Regions from separate parts of the Homo sapiens genome. Here region 1 is linked to region 2. Evidence: chromatin contacts called from ENCODE Hi-C or POLR2A ChIA-PET data. All regions are on one chromosome and are shown on one strand. Each heading gives the region's core, a stretch centred on a gene start or an enhancer-like site at or near the end of the contact. The rest is flanking DNA. Distances are from core to core; before and after follow the strand shown. Region 1 overlaps CLYBL (citramalyl-CoA lyase). Region 2 overlaps CLYBL (citramalyl-CoA lyase).

Evidence for each region. A loop is a pair of places that touch in the nucleus more often than their neighbours do. ChIA-PET counts read pairs that join two places held with the same protein, here RNA polymerase II (POLR2A). Pooled maps may share reads with other maps.
Region 1: a loop to region 2 is called in a map of CD4-positive, alpha-beta T cell, with 2.2 times the contacts of the local background. The contact joins two enhancer-like sites. A Hi-C loop is called at or near these places in 3 of 168 maps with a recorded cell type or tissue (CD4-positive, alpha-beta T cell, CD4-positive, alpha-beta memory T cell and naive thymus-derived CD4-positive, alpha-beta T cell), 1 of 37 single-sample maps with no recorded cell type and 10 of 50 pooled maps. POLR2A ChIA-PET finds 5 or more read pairs at or near these places in 8 of 52 experiments (CD4-positive, alpha-beta T cell, CD4-positive, alpha-beta memory T cell, CD8-positive, alpha-beta T cell and 5 more).

The regions. Positions count from the first base shown.
Region 1 is chr13:99,655,022-99,660,344 of GRCh38, forward strand. All of the region lies in intron 1 of CLYBL (citramalyl-CoA lyase), which reads left to right. Among named protein-coding and RNA genes, the nearest start is that of MIR4306, 15 kb to the left of the region's middle. RefSeq lists enhancers at 92-1,291, 3,192-3,281, 3,292-3,341, 4,222-4,737. Within about 2 kb of position 2,955, at least 29 of the 41 ENCODE cell types and tissues checked have a DNase peak (open chromatin) inside an H3K27ac peak, as active enhancers do; they include CD4-positive, alpha-beta T cell and CD8-positive, alpha-beta T cell, where a contact is called at or near this core.
Region 2 is chr13:99,815,833-99,820,824 of GRCh38, forward strand. All of the region lies in intron 2 of CLYBL (citramalyl-CoA lyase), which reads left to right. The region is part of intron 1 of CLYBL-AS3 (CLYBL antisense RNA 3); the gene reads right to left. Among named protein-coding and RNA genes, the nearest start is that of CLYBL-AS1, 89 kb to the left of the region's middle. RefSeq lists a silencer at 2,026-2,196. Within about 2 kb of position 2,384, at least 3 of the 41 ENCODE cell types and tissues checked have a DNase peak (open chromatin) inside an H3K27ac peak, as active enhancers do; they include CD4-positive, alpha-beta T cell and CD8-positive, alpha-beta T cell, where a contact is called at or near this core.

The sequences.
Region 1 (5,323 bases), core at 1,705-4,204, 160 kb before region 2:
CACCAGGCCTAAGAACCCATGGGAGTGATGGCCCAGCACTATGGTGTTGCATTTCTTTCTTTTTTTTTTTTTTAGACGGAGTCTTGCTGTGTCATCCAGGGTGGAGTGCAGTGGCGTGATCTCGGCTCACTGCAATCTCTGCTTCCTAGGTTCAAGTGATTCTCCTGCCTCAACCTCCCAAGTAGCTGGGATTACAGGCACCTGCCATCATGCCCGGCTAATTTTTGTATTTTTAGTAGAGACGGGGTTTTACCATGTTGGCCAGGCTGGTCTTGAACTCCTGACCTCAGATGATCTGTCTGCCTCGGCCTCCCAAAGTGCTGGGATTATAGGCGTGAGCCACTGCGCCTGGCCTGGTGTTGCATTTCGTTACTGGCAAGATGATGTATGCTCTTTCACGTGCCCACATGCAAAGGTGTGACTCATGGAATGAAGACAGCTCAGCAACCTCTAGTTGCTGGGACAGAAATGCAAGTCAGTGGGCTCTGGCCTTTCTCCCAGGCTGTGTTGCCACCTTGGTGGCTGGAGGGGCGCTACTAGGGGGTGTGCTTGGCAGAGCCTGGGGTGGCGTCCTCTTTCATCCCACTAAATAACACATTGGTGGCTTGATCTGCCATGAAGCTGACAATCAGAGCAAGTATTTGAAGCCTGGGAAGCTGTGTGGGCCTTGCTTGTGGGACCTGGTGTCAGCTGATGACGTGGCCCTGTCTGGGTGCCCGTGAGTCAGATGGCAGGGATGGCCTGACATCATGAACACTAGCTCCACCTACGTCACATTGGACTTGACTCTTTACAGAGCACCTAGGAAGAGATATTGATGAGTGAACCATTGCCCAGTCATCGAGTTAATTATTTCCCCCCAGAAAGGTTAACATACTGAGGACAGAGAGGGCATGTGTAGGCGGCAGGGCGCACTTTTCATTTAGTCTGGTTCGCAGGTGCGGTCAAGACGATTCCTTATTGTCTTGGAGCCAGCCCTTTTAAGCCTTCCTGCACAGCTCTGTGACAGTCTCGCGGGGAGACCTGTGAGGCCACTTTCCTTTTTTCCAGACCCACCCCCACCTTTGAGATTATCACTCTTCCTGCTTTGTTTTCTGAGGCTTTTTGGCTTTTTAGTTTATTTGTAATTAGAGCAGAAAAGGTACAGTAATCGGATAGAAGGGTTGGGAGTGATAGAATGAGCCAGGATGCGGTGGAGAAATGGGGTGGAGAACCCCCAGACCTTAGGGTGGCGTGTTTGTCAGGGAGTAGACCAGGGTGCAGTTCTAGGCAGACCACTAGATGGCACTCACACATTGGTGTTCAGTCGGGTCCACGGCACTTTCCACTTTGGGCTTCTGTAAAATCTCCCCATGAACTAGCCAAAGCTTTGTATCTGTCATCCCGCCATTTGTCCCTCTAACCTCTCTTGATCGTCTACAGATAGGTATATATATATGTTCCTCTCTAGTTCATTTTTCTCTTAACATTTAGTGACCTTAAAAACCTGGCAGAAATACCTTCAAAGCCTCCCACCTTGTTAGCTGCATTGCCGCATTTTTACTGTTCTCCTAAGCCAATGTTTACATGGCAGTAAATCCATGTTTAGAGTAGGTAATAGAGAAACCTGTTTCTCTCTCAGTCACTCTGAGGGTATGTTTGATAAAGAAATGGAAATTGAGAGGATGAGTTATTAAAAGGATTAATAGGTAACAAATTTTTTTAAAATTTCCATTCAAAATTATGGGTTGGTAAATTGTAAGATACTTAAAATTAATGAGTTGTTTTATCAAATCATTTTCTGTTGTTAGAGAATTTTCAGCAAGCTGAGATTCAAATGCAAAATGTCTTATTGCATACTGCTGGCTCTAGGAAGGAGGAGGGACAGACAGGAAATCATGGTTGATGTTATCTTTACCAAGGTGCATGTGGTGTGAAAGCAAAACCCCATCTTAAATTCATCATCCGTTCTGATGTTGCACAGAAATGAAAATTAATTTCTATATGTCAACTAAAATGGATTCTGCTCCTGCCTGGTTCAATTCTGTCTTAGCTGCGTGGACATCTTGGGGAGCTGCTCTGATGGTACATGCAGACGTGCTTCATCTGTGCACTTCTTAGCTGAGATAACAGTGCTCCGAGCCCCACTGTTAAGGTTAACCTGTATACTGCAGAAGGACAACAGATGGAAATTCTGGTTTGCAGCCACTGCAGAAAAATAAAAACATGTTCCAAAGGGAAAAGGATCTTGTATTTCTGCGTTTGAACCTTTGATCCGCATTCACATCTGAAGGGAGGGCTAAACCTTTTGGTGGAGACACATGGCTTTGCATCTGTGAAAACACAGCTGTATAGAGCAAAACAAAACTAGTGGAAAATACAATGGTTTTGCTGTGTCAGGCTCACCGCTAATGCTTGAATTCTATATAAATATTGTCTTTTGATAGTTCTTTCAAAAATCTTTCTTGACTTTCCATATAATTGTCCAATAATGTTATTCTTTTAAATTCAGATTTGGGGCTTTTTAGGATTAAGGCACAAATGTCTCTTTTCTTTTAAAAAGGCAGTAAAATAAACAGATTGTAGTTAGATCATAATAACATCTAAATTTTGACCTAATTAGAGGGGGAGATGGGGAAAAAAACTCTTTAAAAGAAGATTAAGGTAAAGTTCTAACTTTATCCTTGATTCTGAATTTTTTTTCTTTTTTGGAAATATTGCATACATTTTATACTGCAAGTTACAATGTGAAGGGCCTTTGAAGCACTCTAAAGAGACTTAGCTGCTTTGTTTTGAGCAATTAAGGTTTGTTATTGAGTGAATTAAGCAGCTCTGCTGTGGCTCATCTGTAAATAGTGGTCTTCAGCGAGTTTCTTGATCCGCTTTTCCCAGGAACAGAAGCCAAGTCGGCTTCCTTAGGAGCTGCTCGCCCTGAGTCTCCATGTTTCCTCGCAGTCCGGGGCAGAACCCAAGCCCGTGCCTTCCTCGCCCTGCCTTCGGAGTTTCCTGCTATTGACCTGGCGGGGCGCGCCAGCCCTCCCTGCCCGCTGGTGCCGCGGTCCCTCTCGGCTGCAGCAGTGGGGCACAGGGACGTCATGGACAAAAGACGAGGATGCCAGTTCGATGTGCGAGCAGAAGGCCGCCTGCGTGCGCTCTGCAGAGCAACCGGCCCGGTTTCATAAGGGGCCGCCGGCAGGGGACTGCCATGGCGCCCCCTCCTACCCTTTTTGGCACCAGCAGCTTCATCCGCAGGCCCACTCGGGGTGAATAGTGTGGGAGCTCTCAAGAGAAAGAATTTTAGGTTTGTCGATAGTAATCACCACCTTCAGCGCTCCTCCCACTGCTGGAGAGACCGCGGACTGGGTGACAAGTCTTCCAGGCTCCCAGAAAGTTTCTGCTGCAAAGCGCAGGGTCCGCCTCCCACTTCCAGGAGGGACCAGGAGGGAACCATCGCGAAACCCCGAGGCTGCCGGGGACTCTGACTGAGGCCTTTCCTCCTGTGTCCCTCTCCCCCACGCCGGCCTCCCCTCCTTTCAACTCTCTGCGCTTTGAAACCGCGGAGTTGGGGTAGCTAGGCCCTCCAGCCCGGCGACAGGCCTCGGCCACAGGCAGCGGGGCGGGGTGTGGACAGGAACAAGGAGGTGGGGTGGGGAGGAAGCCTCGGGCAGAGCAGGTTCTCTGCGGAGTTTCGGCAGCCGGGTTTATCCATTTTGATTAAAGAAAAGTAAAAAAAATCCCCCAAAACCAAACAACAAAAACCCTCTCCCAACCCCCAACCCGCCTCCACAGCTGCATTTTGTTCCTGGGACTGTTGGTGTCACCAGAGCCTCTTTTTTTATGCAATCCTAGACTCCATTGCAAAGGACTTGTAAAGCCTATTAATTTTTCAGGCAAAACAGATCAAGCCTGCCTTTGATGCTGCTGTTTCCTAATTTAGTATTCAAAGGTAAAGAATCCTACTACCGTCTCTTCACTTTTTACATAATTAAAAGAGATTTTTCCCCCAGGGGCAAAGAACTAGTTGCTTAGTATTTTTTGAAGTGAAAGGTCTAACTTTATATCACATCTGTTTTTATGCTCTTTCCTAAACATAACCAATATTTACTCTTTGCTGGTACTTAGTTGCATGCTATTCACCCTTGCATTTTAATTTCTGACAGAGAGGGGATTAGTATTCCTCTTCTAAATCATCCTCTAAGCTATGTGTGTGTGTGTGTATATATATATATGTATATATATGCGTGTGTGTGTGTATTTCTCCTCTAACAAACTGAGAGTGCAATTTAAAAAACTGTAGAATCAGTGATTGCCCTAACTTGTGCATGACTCTTGATTTCACACAGGAGCATTCAAAAGTTCCGTTAAGTGGGCTTTCACAGGTTTCCATCTGCTGTGTTTAATAGCAAATTGCGACCCTTCAAACCACTTCAAGGCCTTTTGTGTTCTTATCTGTGCATTTCAATACTTGCTGGGGAAGTGCCTTCAGTTTCACTACATATGCAAAAAGCCAGGCTTGAATTTTTTGACACCCCCTTTTCATTTGTTGGTGGAGTCCTGTTTTCTATTGTTTGCTTGTTGATGTTGGCAAAAGTCATTTATTTAATGATGCCAGGAATACTATGCCCTATTCTTTATTGGCAGGAAATCCTAAAACATCCGGGAGTAGTTTAAAAATTAATGCATGCCGTTGAAACTTACATATTGGCATAGTTTTATTTTCCCATCATAAGGTAGATGATATTTTAAAGGTATTATATAGTAATAGTCACCAGAAGCCAATTAAAACCACTAGGATTCTATCAAAAACCTGTTTGGCGGCATAAATAATTGATATGTGGAAATAAAGCAGCATTCTCTGGGCAGGGGCCTCCTGTACAGACCTGGGTGGCGTTAGCAGTCTCTCTTCTGTGAACCAGGGGGCGATTTCTGGGCATAATATCACCTGGATTTAAAAAACTTAATAATAAGGCCACACACGCATTTTTAAAAAAACTTCCCTTGCCTGTGGAGACAGAGAGGAGATAGCGATGTTATTTTCAGGTGTTTGAGCTTCTTAGAGAAAAAGAAACAAATACCAGACTCCTTAGGAGCTAGGTGCGAATGGAATAAATTGAGGCACTCCAGCGACACATCCAGCTTGTTTTAAATGATGTGATTAAAAAGGACATCTGAGAACAAATTTATGAAGTTGTTATGGCAACTGAAATACTTGGATTGAAATGTGTGTATCTAAAACATGAAAGATTGCAGGAAGCCGGAGAAACAAGCAAAGCATTGTGTTTGGGAAAGGCAATTGAACAGTGGTAGCCAAATATTATTCCTCTGTCGGTCATCCTTCAGGGTA
Region 2 (4,992 bases), core at 1,134-3,633:
CGCCACTGCACTCCAGCCTGGGTGACGGGGAGTGAGAGCCTGTCTCAAAAATAATAATAATTAACTAAAATTTAATTAAAAATTTTAAAATTTTTTGTTAAAGATCTATCAGCAGAGCAGCCTGGCTGCATTTTGTATAGGTACAGTTATCCATACTTCAATTGTTTCTGAATTCCAGTCAAACAACTTAACATAGTAATTATATTCGCAATGACTAACTTAGTATTTACCAAGTGCCCAAATGTTCAAGGCATTGCACTGGTTAGATTTGGCAGAGGACAGAGAAATATGAAATAGCAATTTTCTTTTTCACATTGTCCAGTCTAAGCTCTGGCTATAACTTCTATATTTGGCATAAACAACAGTCACCAGAGACCAATAAGACTTGGTCATTTGTTCTGATTTGAACTCATTTGTTTAACAAATGAGAAGATTTAACATCAAAATGCCAACCTTGGGACAGATATCTGTTTTCCAAGATGCTGAAGCTTACCACCAAATGATATTTTGATGTGCTATTTAGGATGTTTTTGCTTGAAACTGGCTCTCAATGACTGTGCCCTTACTTTTGCTGGTCAGGAGCACAGTGAAATTGCTCTGAAAACAAGCAAGTGTCTTAGAACCCCAAGAATGAGGCAGTAGCCTCGTAAAATGGGCCCTGCTATGACCTGAATGTATGTGTCACCCTCAAATTCATGTGTTGAAACCTCAATGTGATGGTATTTGGAAGTGGGGCCTTTGAGGAGTGATTAGGTCATGAGATGGAGCCCACATGAACTGGACTAGCGCCCATATGAAAGAGGCTCCTCAGAGCTCCCTTGCCCCTTGGGCCCTGGGTGGACACAGTGAGAAAGTTCCATCTATGAACCAGGAAGCAAGTCCTCACCAAACACCGAATTTGCCAGTGCCTTGATCTTGGACTTCCCAGCCTCCAGAACTGTGAGAAAGAAATTTTTATTGTTTATAAGCCACCCAGTCTATGGTATTTTGTTATAGAAGCCCACATGGACTAAGGCTCCCAAGAAGATAAATATGCCAACTGTTTTCTAGTGCCTTCAGGCTGGGGCTTCATGGAAGTGGTGGGGAGCCTGAACGTGCGCTGCGGATAGGGTTTTACTTCCTGCTACCCATCAACCATGGGATAATGCCTGACAAAGATGCGAATGACCCCGGAAATGTGAGTGAAGGCCATGTAATTATGTAGGCTTTCACTCCTTCTTTCTCAGCCGATTCAGCTCTTAGCCAGATTCTCTTGTTCCATCACCAGGTTTTATCCCTGCTAACTTTCTTTCCCCAGGAATGATTTTCATTGAGATCGTAGTGTGTTTCCTCAAAAGAAGACTAGATTGTAATTGGGTGTCCTTAGATGTAGAACAACTCTCCTGTTTAGATTTCAACATATATATCTTTAGCTTTAATGTGTGTATGAGAGAGAGAGAAAGGAGAGGAAAGGAGACGAGAGGAGAGGAGACGAAAGGAGAGGGGAGGAGAGTGGAGGAGAGGGAAAGTGATTAAGAGAGAGAAGATGTGAAAACTTAAGCACTGGCCGGGTGCAGTGGCTCACGCCTGTAATCCCAGCACTTTGGGAGGCCGAGGCGGGCGGATCACGAGGTCAGGAGATTGAGACCATCCTGGCTAACACGAAACCCCGTCTCTACTAAAAATACAAAAACTTAGCCGGGCGTGGTGGCAGGTGCCTGTAGTCCCAGCTACTCAGGAGGCTGAGGCAGGAGAATGGCGTGAACCCGGGAGGCAGAGCTTGCAGTGAGCAGAGACGGCGCCACTGCACTCCAGCCTGGGCAACAGAGCGAGACTCTGTCTCAAAAAAAAAAAAAAAAAAAGAAAAGAAAAAAGAAAAGCACTGAGCTAAAGTAAAGAAAAACCACTGGGCAGGACATGGTGGCTCATGCCTATAATCCTAGCACTTCGGGAGGCCAAGGCAGGAGGATTGCTTGAACCCAGGAGTTTAAGACCAGTCTCAGCAACATGGTGAAACCCCATATCTACAAAAAAATTTTAAAATTAGTCGGGCGTGGTGGCACACACCTCTAGTCTTAGCTACATGGGAGTCTGAGGCAGGAGGATCGCTTGAGCCTGGGAGGTCAAGGCTGCAGTAAGCTGTGATCACACCACTGCACTCAGCCTGGGTGACAGAGTGAGAACTTGTCTCAAAAGGAAGGAAGGAAGAGAAGGAAGGAAGGAAGGGAGGGAGGGAAGAAGTGACGGAAGAAGTGAGGGAAGGAGGAAGGGAGAAAAAAAAAAGGAAAGACCTGGATTCCAATTCTTGCCCTATTTCTGATCAGATATGAGAACTTATGTGGCAGAGATCAGTCAGCTGGTTACCAGAACCCATTTCCTCTTCCTCCTGGCACACAGATCTACTTCCACCCCTCCTCTGCAGTTATCTGTCACCTTAGGATTACACTTTGGCTGATAGCATGTGAGTAGAAAGGATGTTTACTACTTCTAGCTCCTGCCCACAAAACTTTTCACTCTCTGTGTTCTTTCTCCGTCCTCGGGTTGATTGTTAATAGAGAAAGACTGTGGGAGTTACGGGTTAAAGATGATAAAGCCACTGGCAGCCAGGACCCCTGAAGATCACATGGAGCAGAAAACACACACACACACACACACACACACACACACACACACGGACACACACTGCCACACTGCCACTGATCAGATTCGACATGAACAGGAAAGGCACTACTATTATGCTAATCCTCTTTAATTGTGGGGTTTCTCTGTTACAACAACTCATACTGCTGGAGCTGAAATGTGTTGCGAAGTCATTTTAACCTCTTCTGTTTCTATAGCTGTGATGTAGGATTTGCTTTTTACAAAGCTTCACTTAATCCACTTGAGATTGAAATGTGGTGTGTGTAAAAAAGCTTTCCTTATTCCATGTTCTTTTCCAGCCCTTCCCTGGGCGTTTGTACTTAGTTGCAGTAACAGTTTAAATATAATTTTACATTAGCTCTTTTTCACTTAGCACACCAGAAGCATTTTTCCGCATCTCCACAGTCTTCATAATTATAAATGTTAATGACTGCTTAATATTCCATCAAGCTGATGCACTGTAATTGTCTAAAACAAGTGTGAGATGTTGCTGTTATATCCTGCTTTGAGAAAATCCAACTTATCAAGACAAAAAAATTCTCTACAAGGGGACTTTTATATATTGAGTGCCTTACGTTTCCAAGGTATAATTTAAATTACACAAATTTAATAGGCCAGGCGTGGTGGCTCACACCTGTAATTCCAGCACTTTGGGAGGCTGAGGCGGGAGAATCGCTTGAGGCCAGGAGTTTGAAACCAGCCTGGTCAACATAATATCTCTACAAAAGAAAATTTTTTAAAAAATTAGCCAGGTATGGTAGCACATGCCTGTAGTTCCAGCTTCTGGGGAGGCTGAGGCAGGAGGATCACTGGAGCCCAGGAATTTGAGGCTACAGTTAACTATGATTATGCCACTGCACTCCAGTCTGGGTGACAGTGAAACCCTGTCTCAAAAAAAAAATTAATAGACCCTCAGTCACCTACTATACAGAGCAAAGTACTTGTATTATCACTGGGAAAAAATTTATATATATATATATATATATATATATATATATATATATATATATATATATAATATTTGTCAGGGTTGTCTGGGGGACAGAACCAATAGGATATATATAGATATATAAGAGGGGATTTATTATGGGAATTGGCTAACGTGGTTAGGGAGGCTGGAAAGTTCTGCGATCTGCTGTCTGCAAACGGAAGACCTAGAAAAGCAGGTGGTGTGATTCATCTGAATCCAAAAGCCTGAGAACCAGGGAGGCCACATATGTAAGTCTCCAGATCTGAAGGCCCCGCAGCCAGGAGCTCTGAAGTCAGGAAAAGATAGATGCCCCAACTCAGGAAGAGCGAGAATTTGTCCTTTGCATTCTACTCACCTTTTTATTCTATTTAAGCCCTCAACAGATTGGATGATGCCTGCCCACCTTGGTGAGGGCAGATCTTTTTTACTTAGTCTATTGATTCGAATGCTAATGTCTCCCAAAAACACCCTCACAGGTATACCTAGGAATGTTTTACCAGTGATCTGGGCATTCCTTAGCCCAGCCAAGTTGACACATAAAATTAACCATCACGGATTTATACCTATAAAGTTGGACATTTGCACTCAGTGGCTGCTGGTTGCAGAGAATCCCAGCTTCCCTAAAGCAGACCTCACCCAGGTGATTTTCCCCAAGTGTCGGGCCCTCTCCATCTGTTGTCCCATCTATGCTGTGTCTCGCGGAGGCTGCTGTGTCTGTTTCTTAGCATAGGATGAGGGAGCTGACACTTCTGCATGAGCTCAGAGGTCAAAGGGCAGTTTGCCTTGTCAGGTGGCAAGGCACCTGGGCTTTAAGGTGAACATTGCACACGGTCCGCCCAGGCACTGAGGAGTGTCTAGGGGGCAGTGAGGGGGTCCTGCACTCCCGTGCACTCACACTTATATTTGCATCCATTGTTTTTGTACATGCTCATATTTAAAAATTTTTGTCTTTATTGCACAAACAAGAGTGAAACAATCACTCAGAAACTTACCATAGTAACAGCCCAGCAATCAATGGACTGCTTCCATATACTCTGTTTGCCTACCTCCCCCCGACTCCCCACCCCCACCCAAAGAATGTCTACCTAGCTGTATTTGTCTGAGACAGTTTTGTTTTCTCCTTTGGTCCTGTAACCCTCTGCAGGGATCATTGTCATGTTGCTTCACAGTCTCAATCTTAGGACAAGATTAATATTGCACCATCTACATTCTCACCGTTGGAGTAGTCACTCTAACAATTTGCAGAAATATTTAACCCAGAATTCACCATCTGGATCAAAATTCTGACAATTTGCATGTGTGTGCTGGGAAAAACATTTAGGTTTCGTGTGAACTCAGATTAGAGGAGCGGAAGGAGCTCAGCTGTTCTCCGGTCGGGATGGCACCATGTGTTGTTTAAATGT